Linked DNA regions of Homo sapiens: region 1 is linked to region 2. A link is an interaction called in ENCODE POLR2A ChIA-PET data of the cell type or tissue named here. Cell type or tissue: GM12878. All regions are shown on one strand. Links, peaks and the distances in the headings refer to the core of each region. The heading gives the core; the rest is flanking DNA. Region 1 overlaps TNIK (TRAF2 and NCK interacting kinase). Region 2 overlaps PLD1 (phospholipase D1).

Region 1 (8,479 bases), core at 2,847-6,846, 300 kb before region 2:
ATGAATAACTCTTATTGGTTTTGTCCACTGCAGTATCTCCAATACCTCGATCATGACTGGGACATCAGAGATATTCAATAAATATTATCTGGATGGAGCAAGTCCTCACATCACCACTTCTTCCACCGACAGCCACAATGCGGTAAGGTCTGTGACATTTGCAGCGAGGATTTCTGAGATCATATCAATAAAATATCTCTACCCATTTTACAGAAGAGCAAAGAGAGGCCCAGACAGGCTCTATATACTTATGCAGTTATAGATTTCTCCAGCAAGATAGTTTAGGTGATTTATCTGAGGTCTTATCCTAGTTAGTGGCAGAGTTAAATGAAGACCTATGTCTTTTGACTTCTAGTTTTTCCTTCTGTTTGATTTCACCCTTTAGTAAACCGATGGAATCACCCATTGCCTTTCAAAAAGTGGACCTGGAAAGGAAGGAAACAGGGACAGTAGGTAGGATGGGCAGGCCCTGCTGTTCTTTTGCAAAATCTAGGTAGTTGGGTTAAGAAATCGATTTCATTCATTTCCAGAAATGATGTAAGAAGATTTAGTGCACATGGCCAGTTTGACAGTCCATTTAGTAGGTCACATGCATATATATCAGCATAAAAGATAAATAATATTTTCAAAATATATTTTTCTCGGTTCACAGACTTAGCATATTCATACTCACAGTTAGCTCAGTTCAAAATTATTTCCTTACAGATGAAAACAAATAATTCTACATAAATTGATTATTGTCTACTAGCTTACATTGCATAAATAAGTATATACAACTAAGAATATAAAACTAAAAAGAGAACAATCCAAGGACTTCTTGTAACACTGACTTGAATATTTTTTCTGATTTTGGTGCATAGCACAGCTATTTTAATCCTTTGTCAGCTGCTGGGATTCACTGGCCAGCCCTTCTCATGCTTCTTGACCTGAAATTCCCAAGTCACGACTACAAACCTGCTTGTGCACACAAGGAATGCACAAGCCCCAACTGTGTGTTCAGAGACTGTTTTCTAACACATTCAGAGTCAGAGAAAGGCACACCAACTCCATAAGGCAAGTTAAGAAAACTCTTCAGGGTACTAAGCCACAAGACAGATATTGGAGAAGGATAGCTCTCTCCATCACCTCCTGTAATTTTTCTCAGCTCTTCTAAAAAAGTCTTTTAAGAAGCATACATGCAGGCCGGACACAGTGGCTCACGCCTGTAATCCCAGCACTTTGGGAGGCTGAGGCGGGCAGATCACGAGGTCAGGAGTTCGAGACCAGCCTGACCAACATGGTGAAACCCCATTTCTACTAAAAATACAAAAATTAGCTGGGCGTGGTGGTACACGCCTATAATCCCAGCTACTCAGGAGGCTGAGGCAGGAGCATCGCTTGAACCAGGGAGGTGGAGGTTGCAGTGAGCTGAGATCACGCCACTGCACTCCAGCCTGAGCGACAAAAGCGAAACTTGGTCAAAACACACACACACACACGCGCACACACACACACACACACACACACACACGCAAGTTGCTTTAAAGGTCAATATGCACATGACCACCCCCAACCCCAGCCCCTGCTCAACCTGGTCCCTTCCCTCCCATCATCAGGTTGTTGCAGAGATTATACAGCTGTTTGGGAAAATGTATCATACAGTTTACAAAGATTTGCAAACATGGGATCCTTCCAGACCTGTCAGGACAGGGTAACTTTCCAGTATTTCCAGCAAAACGAGGTGGAAATGATGGGAACCAGACTAGCAAATATTTTGGCCTTTTGCCTTTTTGAAGATACTTAGATGAAGAAAAAGATAGCAACTGCAGGAGATGGATTTAAAGACAAGAGCTGGTTACCTAAATAATTAAGAAAGAAAGATTAGGAAACAATTCAAGGTTCTGTTTTGGAAGAAGAGCCTTAACGGGACCATTCCCCCAGAGATACTCATTTACCACCTGCTTACAACAGACCAATGACACGTTATTTGCTTGAAAGAATTTTCAACTGTTCTTCCTACACCTATAAGCAACCATGAAGTTGATTACAGGCAGAGGTGAAACTTTTAGGTAAAAGGGACCTAACTCTATTCTAAGTCTAATAGGAGTATGAGGCCCCCTTTACCAGCTGCCTACCTGTCCCCACCCCTCTTCACAATACAGTGAGCTTCCTTCTTTGCCCTTTGCAGAGGGAACCTCTGATGAGGGCAAGAGTTGTGCACACTGAAAGGGGCAGGGTTAATGCCTTTCGGCCAAGGGCCCAGGACTTTTCTATGAGTAGGGAAATATTGGCTGGTTGATTAGATCATCTGTTACTCTCCCATTTCCAGAGAAGGGTGAGATGGCCCAGAGCCATGTAGGAACAGCCAGGAGCCCAATAATAGCTACCTGGAGCAGGGACCTGTCATCTGGCAGAGGTACAAACCAATCTTAGTCCATCACTTGGTGTCACCAGTAATGGTACAGATGGCTGACCAATACCAACTCTTATAAATCTCATACAGATGTTAATAACAGGGCTTCATTTGCATCTATTTTTTTTTCAAGCTTTTATATCTATGGCTAGGCCACCGTGAAGGACATACAAATTTATTTGCTTGCTTATTAGTTTTGCAAGGCAGATAACATTTTGGAACGGGGGATTTATACCATCTGTTCAAGGATCTAAAAGCTTTTTGGCAGACTCAAGAAGCTAAAGCCAGTCCTTTTGTCCCTCCAGATTTCCATGGGTGTTGAATTTCCACTGTCAAATAAGTTTGGGAACACTAGGTTAAAAAGATTAGCAGGTTAGGGGTTTCTTTACTGCAAGGCCTCTCAAAGCTTTTAATGTGTTAATGTACCCTGTGAATCTCCAAGACAGGGCAAAGCTTTTCATATTTTCCTAACTTGTCTGGCCACAGAACACTCCTTAAGGAAGCTTTGTATCTCCTCTAAGCACTGATATTCTGCAGAGCATAGAATGGAAAATGACAGTGTATAGAGCAATCTTTTCTGTGTCATTCCTACTTAACTAAAGCTTGCATCTTAAGTTACTGTAACAGAGATGGATCAATGCCACCCAATATTCATTCTCCCCTTGCTCCTTAACAAAAATTCCAATTTTATTTGGGAGGAAATGCACCCAGCTCAAAATCTACATGCCCTTGTCCCACTGAAGCTAGGAATGAATACATGACTAAATTCTGGCCAATGGTATGTAAGCAGAATTACTGTGTGGGGCATTCAGAAGGGCTGCCCAAATGGAGCTGACTTAGCTGGGAGAAGGGTTCTTCTGTCTTCCTCCCTCCTCCTTCCTGCTGCCTGGAATGCAGATGTAATGGCTAGAACACTACAGCCATTTCTGATCCTGAGGTGAATTTAAGAATGGAAGCCTTATGCTAAGATTGTTATAGCGGAACAATAAAATGATCCTATGGTTCTGACGATCATGGAGCTACCATGCTACCGCTAAGCTGCCTATGTCTGAACTTCTTTATCTTGAAAGAGAAACAAACTTCTATCTTCCTTAACCCACTAATATTTTGAGTTTTCTGTTTGAAGCAGCTGAAATCTAATTGATTTACTTTGAAGTTTACTGTTCAGATATTTTTATTCATTTATGTTTAACTAACATTCCTTCTTTAAAGGACTCTTCTCCATTAGCCTTTTGCTCTTTGGTAGAGGTGGCAGTCTCTAAGGTTGTTGAATACATCTTTTTTTTTTTTTTTTTTTTTTGAGACAGTCTCGCTCTGTCAGCCAGGCTGGAGGGCAGTGGCATGATCTCAGCTCACTGCAACCTCCGTCTCCCGGGCTCAAGCAATTCTTCTGCCTCAGCCTCTGAAGTAGTTAAGATTACAGGCGTATGCCACCATGCTCAGCTAATTTTTGTATTTTTAGGAGAGACAGGGTTTCACCATGTTGGCCAGGCTGGTCTCAAACTCCTGACCTCAGGTAATCCCCTCGCCTCAGCCTCCCAAAGTGCTGGGATTATAGGCATGAGCCACCGTGCCCGGCCTGAATAAATGTTCTATTTCTCCTCCTGCTGGCATGTTATAGGATGGCACTTCCCTACCCCTCTTGAAGCTGGCTGGGGCCACATGATTTACTTTGGCTAATAAAGTGTGCATGGAAGTGATGTTCCACTTCCAGATGGAATATGTGACTGACAGTTCAAATCATTGTGATGACTGTGGAAGCATATGTGGACATGATGCCTCCATTAGTCTGGTACTTGGATAGCTGATGAATGGAGTCCTCTACTGACCCACTCTAGGCATGTGGCATGGTCGAGAAATAAACTTTAGTTATATAAAGCCTCTAAGAGTGTTCATTACCATATCCTATCCTACTCTACTCTGACTGAAAGAATAGAAAAGACCAGAAACTGATGATAATAATAATCATATTGTATAATGCTTTGTAACTTTTGAAACAATATTTGAGAAGAACTGCTTCACACTGAATGTCTCCCCATGCCCCAGACATTATGCAGGGTATTTTGCAAAGGTTATTTTATTTCATCTCTGCATCAATCCTGTGAAGTAGATTGCTCACAAGAGAAAAAAAGCGAGGCTACAAGAGCCTCCAATGCCAAAACATACATTCTCCTCACTGTCTCCCATGTGCAATATCTGAAGGCAGCTCCCAGAAACAGTAAAATCCCTTCCAAAGCTGGCTGATGATACAGGGGGCAAGGAAAGACCAGAATTTTTACAAGGTGCCTACGTTCACAAGGCTGACTACACCTACATGGCCTAAACCAGAGCATGCTGGAGCTTGTGGTCTCTGCACCCCACTGAGGGCAACAGAATTGCAAGTCCTCGACTGCTCTTTTTTGAGTGTCTTTGAACTCAAAACCTGCTTTTTGAGCCACTGTCAAGGTAACCTAGCAGCTGAGAATAACTAATTGGGCAACGTTCTCTGACTGCTGGCATGAACAGTTATAATCTCAGCATCACTGTGGCAACCTGACTGGAATGCTGGTTATTCACACAAAGAAAAACTGGTCTCCATTCAGACCAGAATTGCATTTTGTCTTTGTTCCACTTTTCCCATTACAAGTTGCTACTGAAGGAACAATGCTTCTTTTAAGAAGAATGTGTATTATTGGTCTGTGCAAAAGCAGCATTTTCTTAGCCAAAAAAAAATTTGGAAAGGGAGGAAAAAGTAATATGTCCTATATTGCCAAAGGCAAAGAGACTATTAAGAAAGCTCTATATAAACAACAGTAAAGGTCATCTTGGGGTAATTCTGTGGCGTTTCAGCCAGGCCACAGAATTCTGTGGAGATCTCAATGGTGCAACATGGGCAACAGATGACTAAAAACTAGATTACATTCAATCAACCAGTGCACATTTCCTGAGCACCTACAATGTGCTATCACAGACACTGTCCTCCAAATCTCCCAGTGGTTCCCCGGTCTACTCTGCTCTCCCATCCAACCTCAGCCTCCCTTTAAAGCTACAGCACACCTCTCCCCAGGCATCAGCTACAGCCTCCAGCTCACCATTCCCAGAAGATGTTCTGTACACTCCCGCATTCTGTGTCCTTGTTCCCTTTTTGTTCTTGCTATCCAAAAAGTCCTTTTGTCCCATCTTTGTCAGTCAAAGCCTTACCAGTCTTTTGAGATCAGATTCAAATCATAGTTCCTACCTAAGGTCCTCCCATTACACTCCATTAGAGTAAATTCCACATTAAAGTACATTCCAAAGATCGCTTTGAATGTATCTGTCTTACTGCACTTGGAAGGCAACTCTCCAGGGAGCAAGATCAGCATTTGAATAAGGCTTTACCACTTCCAGTTGTGTTATCTTTGAAAAATCACTTAATCTCTTAGAGCCAAAGTCTCTTCACCTATAAACAGCATGCTACTCAGACTGCACCCATGACCATCCAACTCATCTGGGAACCTTGTTACAAATGCAGAAATCTGGGCCCTGCCCAGACCTACTGCATCAGGATTAACATTTTAATAAGATTCCCAAGTTATCCCAATGCATATTAATGGTACCAAAGTATTGATAAAATCTACCCAGCAGAGATATGATGAGAATGAGGGGAAACATAGAAAACATCCAACGGGGAGTCTAATACATAAAGACTCTCACTAAATGAGGAAATGACTACACTTTATATCCAATAAATGTTTGGTTAAGTTGAACTGTTTGGTGTTTTAAAGGATTCAGATATTTATGGCATGAGCTGGCCCTCAAGTGACATGTCAGATTAGTAAAAATAGATTAAAATACATGAAATATAAATGAAGAGAAGCAAAAGAACTGTGTTTTAGAAGAGCACATGACTGAAAATGACTTCATCGTTTATAATTTTTCTGACATTGAACAAGGCCACTAATATTTTTTAGCCTTTGGTGTCTTTTCCTATCAAGTAGAAATAAGAATAAAGGCAGCCTGCTTGCCTCTCAGAGTTGAACTAAAGTTATTCTAAAGTTAAAATGAGCTAAAGAGAATGAAGGAATTTTGCCAAATACAAAGAAATGATTAAGTCGGTGTTTATCAAGTAACACTAAAATACAACATACCCATCACAAACTGAGCTCACACTCAAAGGTGGCCAAACATGAAGGGCACACGGAGGTCAAAACGGTACATTAAGGCCACTGGTTTGAGGATGGAGTTTTAGTGGAAAGAATGAAGAGTGAGCCAAAGGGGACAAGTAGCTCTGCCTTCTCAGTGGGCTGATGACTGAGGTATCTACTGCTTTGAAAATACTGGGATAGGAGTGGGAGGGGACACCAGCTGGGCCCTAGAAGAAAAGGAATTCACAGCAAACCTGGGGCCCTCTCAGCCTAGGGGTTAAGAGAGAAATCAGAAGGGAGTCTCACGACTGTCAGGGCAGAGGCCTGAGACTAGACGGAGGTGTGTGGCAGCCACTCTGACGAGGAACACAGAGGAAACATTTGCTGGAGGAACCTCCATCATCCATTTCTCAAGAACCCTGCTCAAGAAAGGAGAAAGGATGGAGTTTGGGATCTCTGCTCTAACAAGTCAGACAAGCAGAACATAACATAAATGCAAAGAGAGTTCAGACAGGCAGGAAATCGATACAAACTGACACAGTCAAGCGGAGCTGAATGGAAAAGGTGGGCACCAAGCTAGACTTTAAAATACCTGCAGGATTTGGGTACACAGACAGAGATATCAGTAGAGGGGATAAACTTGCTTTGTTAATAGTATTATTTTAAAAGAACACATGTTAATTGCATGTATCATTTCTGTCAGAAATGATAAAACAATCCTATCACTTATAGGACAGCATATGCATTCAGCAAACTTTAAATTATTTCTAGAAATCAGGATTCCGTAAGCATTTCATAAGGCAAATGGATTTCAAGTATTGAACACACATGGCTATGACAAAATGGCAGACATGCATGCGATAAAGAATATAAGCCAGTCATTTTTTTGAACAAAATGCTGTTTGAGGCCTCACTTCTCCCAGGCAAATGAACAAATACATAAATGACTCTGATGTAATAACTTGTTTACATCCGTATTCCCCACTCAGCTATGCTCCTGCTCCTTCCAAAGCTGAAGCTGGGCTCCATTCATGTTAATATCTTTAGCTACATGCACTGTACCTAGGCTACAGGGGGACCTTCATAAATGCTGGTTAAGTAAATAATTTTACCAAGATCAACAACAAGAAAATATTTATAAGTTGTTGTTTACTTTTTCTTGTGAAATAAATAAATAACTCGGAGAGAGATGAATACATGTATCTTCACATCATTAAATATACCTTCCTCTGAGAGTACCAGCTGGGTCCCAGAGAATCTGTGAAGCTGCATTCAACCACGGCATATCTTTTTGGAAAGCCTATTTTCCATAAAAACTTTGGTGTTCGTGGTGTTTTTTAATATGTTAAATTAAACATGAATAAGTTTGTATCAAGTTTAAAAATAAAACACAAAGATGCTAACAAATTTCTGGTTTGCAGTGGAGGTTTCTCAGTCAGTCCACCAGAATCTCTAGGGTTTCCAGTTTCCTCTTCTTTACCCACAGGGATGTTTTGATAAAGACATTCAGAAGTGTATTGCTCACCTATACCATTTATAGCCCTAATTTTCAAACACAATAAATGCTTCTTATTTCACCTCTACTCATTCAGAATTTGCAATTACTGAAATTAGAGCTGAACAGAAGTTTAATTGTCTATTGTCCATATAGAATAGATTTCAAGAAAAGTAATAACATAAAAAAGGAAATCTCATTTTTAAAAATCTTCAGTCAAGTATCATTCACATCCAGTCACTTGCTAATTACAATTAGACATCTCTATCAAAGCCAGTGTTCTCTGCTAAAGGTGGTGTTCCAGGACCTCTGTTGAAAAACTTTGCCACTCCAGGGTTTCTCAGTTATTGTCTAAACCTAAAAGGGAATAAGATTCTTCAAAAATTATTATTGTCTTACCTTTCAGCAATATAAAATGTCCCTGCTCCTCCCAGGTCTCTGGATTAGGGAGGTTTTTCTGTGAGGCAAATAATAGAGCAATTCTATTCC
Region 2 (8,479 bases), core at 2,835-6,834:
TCACTTCCAGTGCCTCACTTGACATTGTTTACCTAGTTCCCTCCAGAACTTTAAAATTATGTCTAACACTAAAATCATCATCATTCCATAAAATCAAGTCTTTCCTTGAGATTTCTGCTGTCTGTGTGTAGTAACTCAAGCTCAAACCTCGGAATCACCTTTGGCTCCTTTATTCTTCGCTGACTTCTCCACCCACCTCCCCACGGCTTCCCAGATCATGATGAAAATCTGCTGATTCTGCTTTTGGAAAAAGTTTCTCCCATTTACTTCGTTCTTGAACTCACTGACACAACCTTGTCAGACTCCCTGTGTCTCTACTATAAACGCTATAAAGCCTCACCCTTAATTGCTCCCTGCCCCTAGGGATTTTCCAACATTTAATGGAAGAGGTGCAATGTCTCAGTCTGATTTTCAAAGTCCTCCGTAAACTGCTACAGATATATCCCACCAGCTCAATCTGCACAAATCAGCCCTTAACCACAATTCCAAAACTCCAAAAGTTCTAACAATTCAAATGTTTTTTCATAGCTGATTTTCACAGCTCATTTCATAACTCACAGGTCAGCAAAATCTGACCTGAACTGACAAGAGGTTATTTATTATCTTTATTGATCCCACTTGGTGTTGCACAAACATAAATGGTTTGCCTACATTCCAGGTATTTCCTGGATCCTGCTGGGAGTGTAATATAGTAGAGGGTATAGGTATTGTATTACCTTTCTAAAATCCAGAACTTTCTGATTTCTGAAATCTGATTCCAAGGATTTTGTATGAGAGATTATAGACCTATATGTATTTACCACATTCTACACTCAGTCTGAGATGCCGAAATAAATACTTTTGCATTTCCTATATCTGGGTCTTAAGATGTAGTATCTACCTAAAATGCCTGTTTTTCTACCTTTTTAGTCTCTACCTACCGAATTTCTACATATGTTCAAGGCCAGTTCCAATACAGGCACTGAACAAGTTATATTTTAAAAAATATTTTGGTTTTCAAAATTTTTTGGAATTTAGAATCGTGGTTAAGGGTTTGTAGACCTGTATTTCGTCTGTGGATCAATGATGACTCTTGCAGTAGGAGTATCTTCCCTCAATGAATTACTAAAATATTAGGTTTGTAAAATATTTAAAACTCATGCTCACCTATTAGATAACAAGCTATTTAACAGCACTAGATGAATCTTACACATCCTATCCATTGCATTCCTAAGAACAGTTTAGAAACAGCTTAATATTATCCCTTGTGACGAGACATTCAAATTTGAAAAGCCTGTCTCAACTAAATTGCAAAAATAATTTTTCCCTCACTTACCTATTTAATATTGCTTAAAAGGAAAAGATCAGCACATAGTTGCTGAATAGCATTAGGAGAAACACTTAATGTAGATGACAGGTTGATGGGTGCAGCAAACCACTGTGGCACTTGTATACCTATGTAACAAACCTGCATGTTCTGCACGTGTATCCCAGAACTTAAAGTATAATACAGAAAGAAAAAGAAAGAAAGAAAGAAAGAAAGAAAGAAAGAAAGAAAGAAAGAAAGAAAGAAAGAAAAAGAAAGAAAGAAAGAAAGAAAGGGAATAAAATTCAACACTTTAAAAATAGTATCAAGCAAAATTCTCCCTCTTAGAACATAATTCTGAATGAAAAAAAATCTTGAAAATGACTGAGTGATTTTGAAAAACATATATTTCAGATATGATTCCTAACCACGTTTTTAGTGCAGTTTTTCTATATAAAAACCCATAGTGATGTTCACTCCACACTGATTTCTGTATGACACCAGGAGGTTTAATTCAACAAGGAGCCCAATTCAACATGGTCATATGCGGTCAAGTGAAATTGATATTGCAGAGAGGCTAACTCTCTTTGCATTCTCAGGAAAAGGAAGTCATTAACTCAAGTTCATATTCAGTTTTAAATTTCTAACGAAGAGTCACTCCATGCTTAATTTGGGTTTCAAGTTTTATAAGGCAACCTGAGTTTTTAAGGTATTACATGATTTAAATCTAGAGCCTTGCTCTTTAAACTTCCTTCATTTTTTTAGTAGAACTTTTCTTTTTTGAAAACAAGTTCAGAAGGAACTCCAATAATTAAAACAGATACAAGTGGGATTGTTCTGGTTGAAGAGGTACCAATAGCTGTGGGAGGGTCCTGGGGTTCACCTACTTCAATGTTCTCCTCAAAGCCTTTTAAAAACTCCAGGATCCAAGGAATCGACTTTGGAAAGCACTGCTCTAGAAGGACCCCATGATCCTTTGGCTTTTCTTTTTAGGTAAACTGTTTTCATTTTAAAAAATTAAATTTGTATTTATATTTGACTATAAAAGTAAAATGAAAACAGTACCAACAATGTGGGAAAAAAATAAATCACCTCACGCTCCATCTTCCTAACAAAGATAGCATCATTGAATGTCCTTTGTCAGCTGCCTTCACGAACATATTTTGATACAGTGGCAATTGTCCTCAAATTTTCCTTGCTCTTCCCATAGCCACCTCATTTCAGTTCATGGAAATTCCATCTTTCCAGTGGGGCCAAAGATTTGGAGTCCTCTCCATCTCTCACATCTTGTATCTAGTTCATCGGCAAATGCTGTCAGCTCGACCCTCAAAATATATTCACAACCTGCAGAGTCACCATTTGCCACCCTGGTCTGCTCTGAAGAATGATCCTTGGAAAATGTAAGTCAGCCCTCGCCTACCCTTCGCTCAAGACCATCCGATGACTTCCTATCTCACTCAGGGTCAAAATCTTACAGTGGTCTGCAAGACCTCACATAACCCACCCCAGCCCACCTCTCTGATTTTGTTCTTATCATCCTCTCCTAGCCCACTTCACTACAGCCGTATTCCTGGAACACACCCAACCCCTCTACCTCATGGCCTTTCATACTTGCTATTCCTTCTGTCGGAAACACCCTCTCTCAGTTTCTTATCCTCATTCTTCTCTTTCTTTCGATGTCAGCTGAAAACTAACCTCATGAGAGATGTATTCTCCGATGAGCCTTTACAAAATAGTAACTCTTCTCCTATGCTCTTCCTCCCGGATCATGCTCAACTATTCTCCGTGATAATTATCACCACCTGAAATGTGTTTGACTCTCTATTTGTATACACAGTTCCCATCCTTACCCTCCAACTAGTTAATTGCACTTCATCTGTTTTATTCACCACATCTCTAGCACCCAGAATAGTGATTGGCATATAACAGAAACTCAATAAACACTTATTTAATTAAATAAATAAATCTTCTATGTTTATTTTTGTATCCCCAACTACAGTTGTAATCATTGCCCAATTCCATAAAAGAGATGAACCATTTGTTACCATTCATTATGTTCTTCACCATTTCCCTACTCTTTGACGTTTAGGTTGTTCTCTCTCTCTATCTCTCTCTCTGTCTCTCAACAATGCTACACTAGACATATATTCAGTTTATCAGTGAGGGGTTGTAAACAGATGTCAAGGGTACTTTTCATCAGCAACACCATACACATGTATGATCAGTGTCTCAGATCACCACTGTGGATATCACCTCTGTCAACCTGGGGTAGGCGTGAGTTACTTACTGGACTCAGCACCTCACTCACATCTTTTCCACTTGCTGTCAATCCTATTGCCAGCAACACTATCAGTCATAATTCAGATCCATAATCTTCATGGGTTGGCAACCTCCTTTCCTCCACTTCATTTTTAACTTCAGTAATAAAGCAGCAAAGTTACACATTGAAACGATAAGGCACTACCTGGAGCTGTTTCCAACCCTTTACCTCTAATATCGGCCACTGCATGCACTCTTGACCTGGCTTCCTAGATTTCCCAGAGGCCTCCTACTTCCCAGGACTTTGAAGCTTTGTCATGCACAGGAATTACTGGGAGTTGTCCCTGAATCCACACATACACCCAGTACTAGGTGTATGCTAAATAAATATATGTCTCCCCATATTTGTTCTTCTCCATTTTTATTTTTCAAAAATTTAAAAATTGTTTTTGTGTGTGTGAGAGAGGGTCTCCCTCTGTCACCCAGGCTGGACTGCAGTGGCATGATCTCAGCTCACTGCAACCTCTGCCTTCCAGGCTCCAGCAATTCTCCCACCTCAGCTGCCAGAAAAGCTGGGACAACAGATGCATGCCACCACACTCAGCTAATTTTTGTAGAGAGGGGGTTTCACTGCGTTGCCGAAGATGGTCTTGAATTCCTGGGCTCAAGCAATCCTCCTGCTTCAGCCTCCCAAATTGCTGGGATTACAGGTGTGAGTCACTGCACCTGGCCTCTTCTCCATTCTTAAATATATATCGATGCTGTTATGATTTATAGACACAAATTTATTTAACAGTTACACTGAAGTTTTAGTTCATTGTGTGTAGTTGATTATTGCATTTTTTAAAATGCAGCGTAGCTGGACCAAGCTTGTCCAACCCACAGCCTGTGGGCCACATGCGGCCCGGGATGGCTTTGAATGTGGCCCAACACGAATTCACAAACTTTCTTAAACATTGTAATTTTTTTTTGCAACTTTTTTTAGCTCATCAGCTATCATTAGTGTTAGTATATTTTATGTGTGGCCCAAGACAATTCTTCTTCCAATGTGGTCCACGGAAGCCAAAAGATTGGACACCCCTGCCCTAGATGAAAGAATGCTGGGAATCATTACTCAAAGTCTAGCATAATTTTTCAGGTTCATTAGCACCTGCAAGCCACAGGTGACTCACATTCAGGCATGTGAGCTAGACTGTAACTCTCATCTGCTAAACAGGACATGAGAGCCCTGGCCTTAGGTTCTAGCCAAAAAAGCATAACATAGTAATCTTTATTTCTGCTAAATCACAGGTCTTAATTATGGGCACTGGGAGGATGATAAATTGGAACTCCATTGGGCAGGTCATGTATCATCTCTAACCCTGAGTTTCTTCATCTGTAAAAAGGAGATGACAATATCACTACCAAGCACTGCAACTACTCAGGGCAGTGATGGATAGAGTCTGTGCAAAATAAATGTTAGCTTATGATCTTACTAGTGTCATTTATTATGATGATTACTTATCCCCATATCTGACCAGCGGCCAAATCCTTCTTTATTCCCACCACAAGTTAAACTTATTAGTCATTCATTAATTCCTCGAGTATCTGGAGTATCTTCTTACCAAAGGCTATCAGATTGTAATTTCTGAAAATTCACACAGCATGACACATCCACCCAAAGGCCTTCAAGATTTTTAACTGGCCAGGAGCGGTGGCTCACACCTGTAATCCCAGCACTTTCGGAGGCCAAGGCAGACGGATCACTTGAGGTCAGGGGTTCAACACAAGCCTGGCCAACATGGCAAAACCCCATTTCTACTAAAAGTACAAAAATTAGCCAGGCACGGTCATGCACGCCTATAATCCCAGCTACTCAGGAGGCTGAGCTGAGGCAGGAGAATCGCTAAAACCTGGGAGGCGGAGGGTGCAGTGAGCCAAGACGGCCCTACTGCACTGCAGCCTGGGTGACAGAGCAAGACTCTATCTCAAAAAAAAAAAAAAAAAAAGATTTTTAACCAAATAAAATTCCAGCTCCCAAATGTGAATGTCATATATCTTCTTAGTCTTATATCAAAAACTGCATTTTAGCTAAATAATGCATTTTACACAATTTGAAAGCAGTTGGTGCTTTCCCATTCCAGCACCTTTGCTCAACTCACCTCCCTCACTTGCAATGACTTCCTATCACCTACCCCAATTAAATTACTTCCAGGCCTAACCCAAATGTCCCCTCCTCAAAAAGTCTTTCTGCATCATCAGAGAGGAATTCCTCCCTCCTTCCATAGAACTTCCATGACACTATTGAATTGCATGTGCCATGCATTTTCTCTTATTAGGTCTGTTTTGTCTTTGCTGCTATAAGTTCTTAGGGAGTAGGGATCTTGGATACTACAGAATGCTTTGCACAGAGCAGGCTCTCAATAATATACGTAGCATAAAAATTGCAAACAGAAAGCCAATCTGGAAACACATTCACTATGCCCATGCAGCAGACAACACAACCAAAGCTCAAGCCTAAGGGAGTTCTGCCACTTCACAAATTACTTACCAGCATGAGGTCTAGTGAGTCCTTGCTCAGACTCACTGGACGGGTGAAAGAGTTTGAAGTGGGGTTTTAAACCATGGATTAAATTGTGATGACTTCTATAGTGATTAAAATAACCTAGAGAAATTAAGAATTTTTTTACAAAAAAATACAAATATCAAATTTTCTAAACTGGAAAGCAAAGCTGATCATTTTTAAAACCAGGCAGGGCTATAACATCAGTCTTAAGATTCTGTGCAACAGAAAATTGTAGGGCTTTAAGATGGATTTCAAAGGAATAGTAAATTTACAAGATGTAGAAAGTCTGATGTTTGACGAAATAAGCTTGATATATTTCTGGATAGGAAGATAAATGTAATTTCTTCTAAGAAAAGTTTATAAAGTACATCTAATACCTTTTTCTTTTATGGCTTGGCATATTTTAGAAACCCTTTGTCATTCTGCTACCATTAGAAGTGGTAATCGTGGTCGTTATGACTTTTGTGTGGATAAAACAATAAATCTGTTCTAAAATGAGGCAAACAAAGCCACCAAATGGCATGAGGTTGAATAGAATGATATAGCGACCTCTCAACATTGCTCATTCTACTCCATTACAGAAAGACAGATTTTAAAAACAGGTATGTAGTGTCTGGCTATGGAAGAACAGTGGGTAGTTAAGATAAATTCTAGTCAAGGCCATGACTTACTGGAGGTGCTGTCAATGCTGCTGATGCTATCTGCGTCGTGCAGGTGGTGCCTGTGGAGCTGCTTGTAGAGACTAAATTTGGAGAACTTTCTTGGCTTTCCTATTCCTTTCAGTTTTGAATCCACATCATCAATACTCTTCTGGATGGGTAGGTTTTGAACAGGCTCATTTTTATCTTTGAGTCTTAAGGATTCCATAGACTCCATTGCGGCAGGCTGAGAAAAATTTTTTTTTAAAAAAAGACACTGCATAAGACATGCTGCAGTGTGGTTCTTTAATTCAAGTAGAGCTGAAGTATAAAGTTTACAAATGATGGAGGTTCTATAACAGACATGCAATAATGTCTGAGGTCAGCCACAGGGTAGTGGTGGATTCTTGTGAACTGTTTAAAAACTACCAAAGGAATATGAGGAGTTCTGCTATGGTCTTTTTTCAGTAGGCCAAATTCTTGAAATTTCACTCCAATTAAACTTTTAATCTCAAATACAATTACATGGGTTACATTCAGTGTTGAGCTCCTGAACTTGTTCCTCTAATAAACATTAAGTAAGCAAGGCTTCCTCTGTCAATCATTTTCCCTGTTCCTTATGCACTAAATTGCTATTTTTGCATAAGTTTTGCACTATTTTCCAGCAGTAAATAAGATGAAGCCCATCAAATTTTTTAATAAGTGTATTCATATTCTGGCAGCCATTTAGTTGAAATAGCAAGCAGATTGATATACACTTTTTTTAATAAGTGTATTCATATTCTGGCAGCCATTTAGTTGAAATAGCAAGCAGATTGATATACACATACAGATATTTTGGCAGCTCTATTTAAAAGGCACTTTGGGAAGTTATTCACTTCTGGCTCAAATTCCCTCTAAATGACCCCAGACTGACCTATCCTGTTTTTGTATATCTTTAAGTAGGAACTTTCCAAAAACTGTGGCAGATACTTAAGGCTTTTTACTACCTAAATCTCAATTGCCACATATTTTTGTTTATGAATCTTATTTCTGAATAAAAAATAAATCTTAATTAAAATGGAAAACAAAGCTGAATATGGGACAGCCAAAATTCCACTGAATCTGTTTTCTTTTCTTACAAGAGAAGAACAGACTCAGCAATGCTAAGTTACAGCTAGCTAGGTGGGGAAGCTGGTGTTTGAAACCAGGTCTGTCTCATGATTGACTTAAAATGTTCTTTTCCCCTCCAAGGAGACACCATCTCTTATTCAATGAATCAATCAGTCATGCTACTAATACAAACTTATACAAATTATGTTCGTGTTATACATTTCCATAAAGGTTAAATATACTTACTGGGAGGGAACCCAGAGACGGTCCTGAAGTGACCCGCTTCACACTGCCCACGTCTGTGAGTCTGTGCTCATTGTCGTCCCACCTTCCATAGGCCAGGTCAATCCCTCCCACAAAGGCCACCGATTGGTCAATGATGACAAGCTTCTCATGGTGAGCCCACAAATAGACGGTGGATGACACATGATCCGGGTGTCTCATCACCTTGAGAGGGAATAATCCCCACTGATAATATGCTTTTGAAATGTCCTTCCTGTCATAATGAAATAGGTCTGTGTTCTCCCTGAAAAGCATTTTCTATAATTCAAATACCAAACTGTACAACGTATACACCAAAGAAAATAATTTTATTCTCAGCATTTAGCAAAAAGAAAAAGAAAAAAAAAAGACTCCTATTTACTCTTCAAGCTCCCACGC

Evidence for each region. Peaks named below come from ENCODE experiments on the same cell type or tissue, not always from the same donor. Only the 100,000 strongest peaks of a DNase experiment are listed, where the experiment ranks them.
Region 1: POLR2A ChIA-PET joins it to region 2 with 8 read pairs; 2 of 35 experiments call an interaction of 5 or more read pairs at or near these places.

The regions. Positions count from the first base shown.
Region 1 is chr3:171,378,549-171,387,027 of GRCh38, forward strand. The region is part of intron 1 of TNIK (TRAF2 and NCK interacting kinase); the gene reads right to left. Among named protein-coding and RNA genes, the nearest start is that of TNIK, 78 kb to the right of the region's middle. RefSeq lists an enhancer at 5,475-6,021. In GM12878, for the core only: no CTCF peak of the experiment used is centred there; a DNase peak (open chromatin) is centred at 5,297; H3K4me3 peaks cover 594 bases; H3K27ac peaks cover 344 bases.
Region 2 is chr3:171,680,611-171,689,089 of GRCh38, forward strand. PLD1 (phospholipase D1) reads right to left here. Exons shown (of 27, transcript NM_002662.5): 14 at 8,066-8,266; 15 at 6,761-6,974; 16 at 6,075-6,188. Among named protein-coding and RNA genes, the nearest start is that of PLD1, 130 kb to the right of the region's middle. In GM12878, for the core only: no CTCF peak of the experiment used is centred there; no DNase peak of the experiment used is centred there.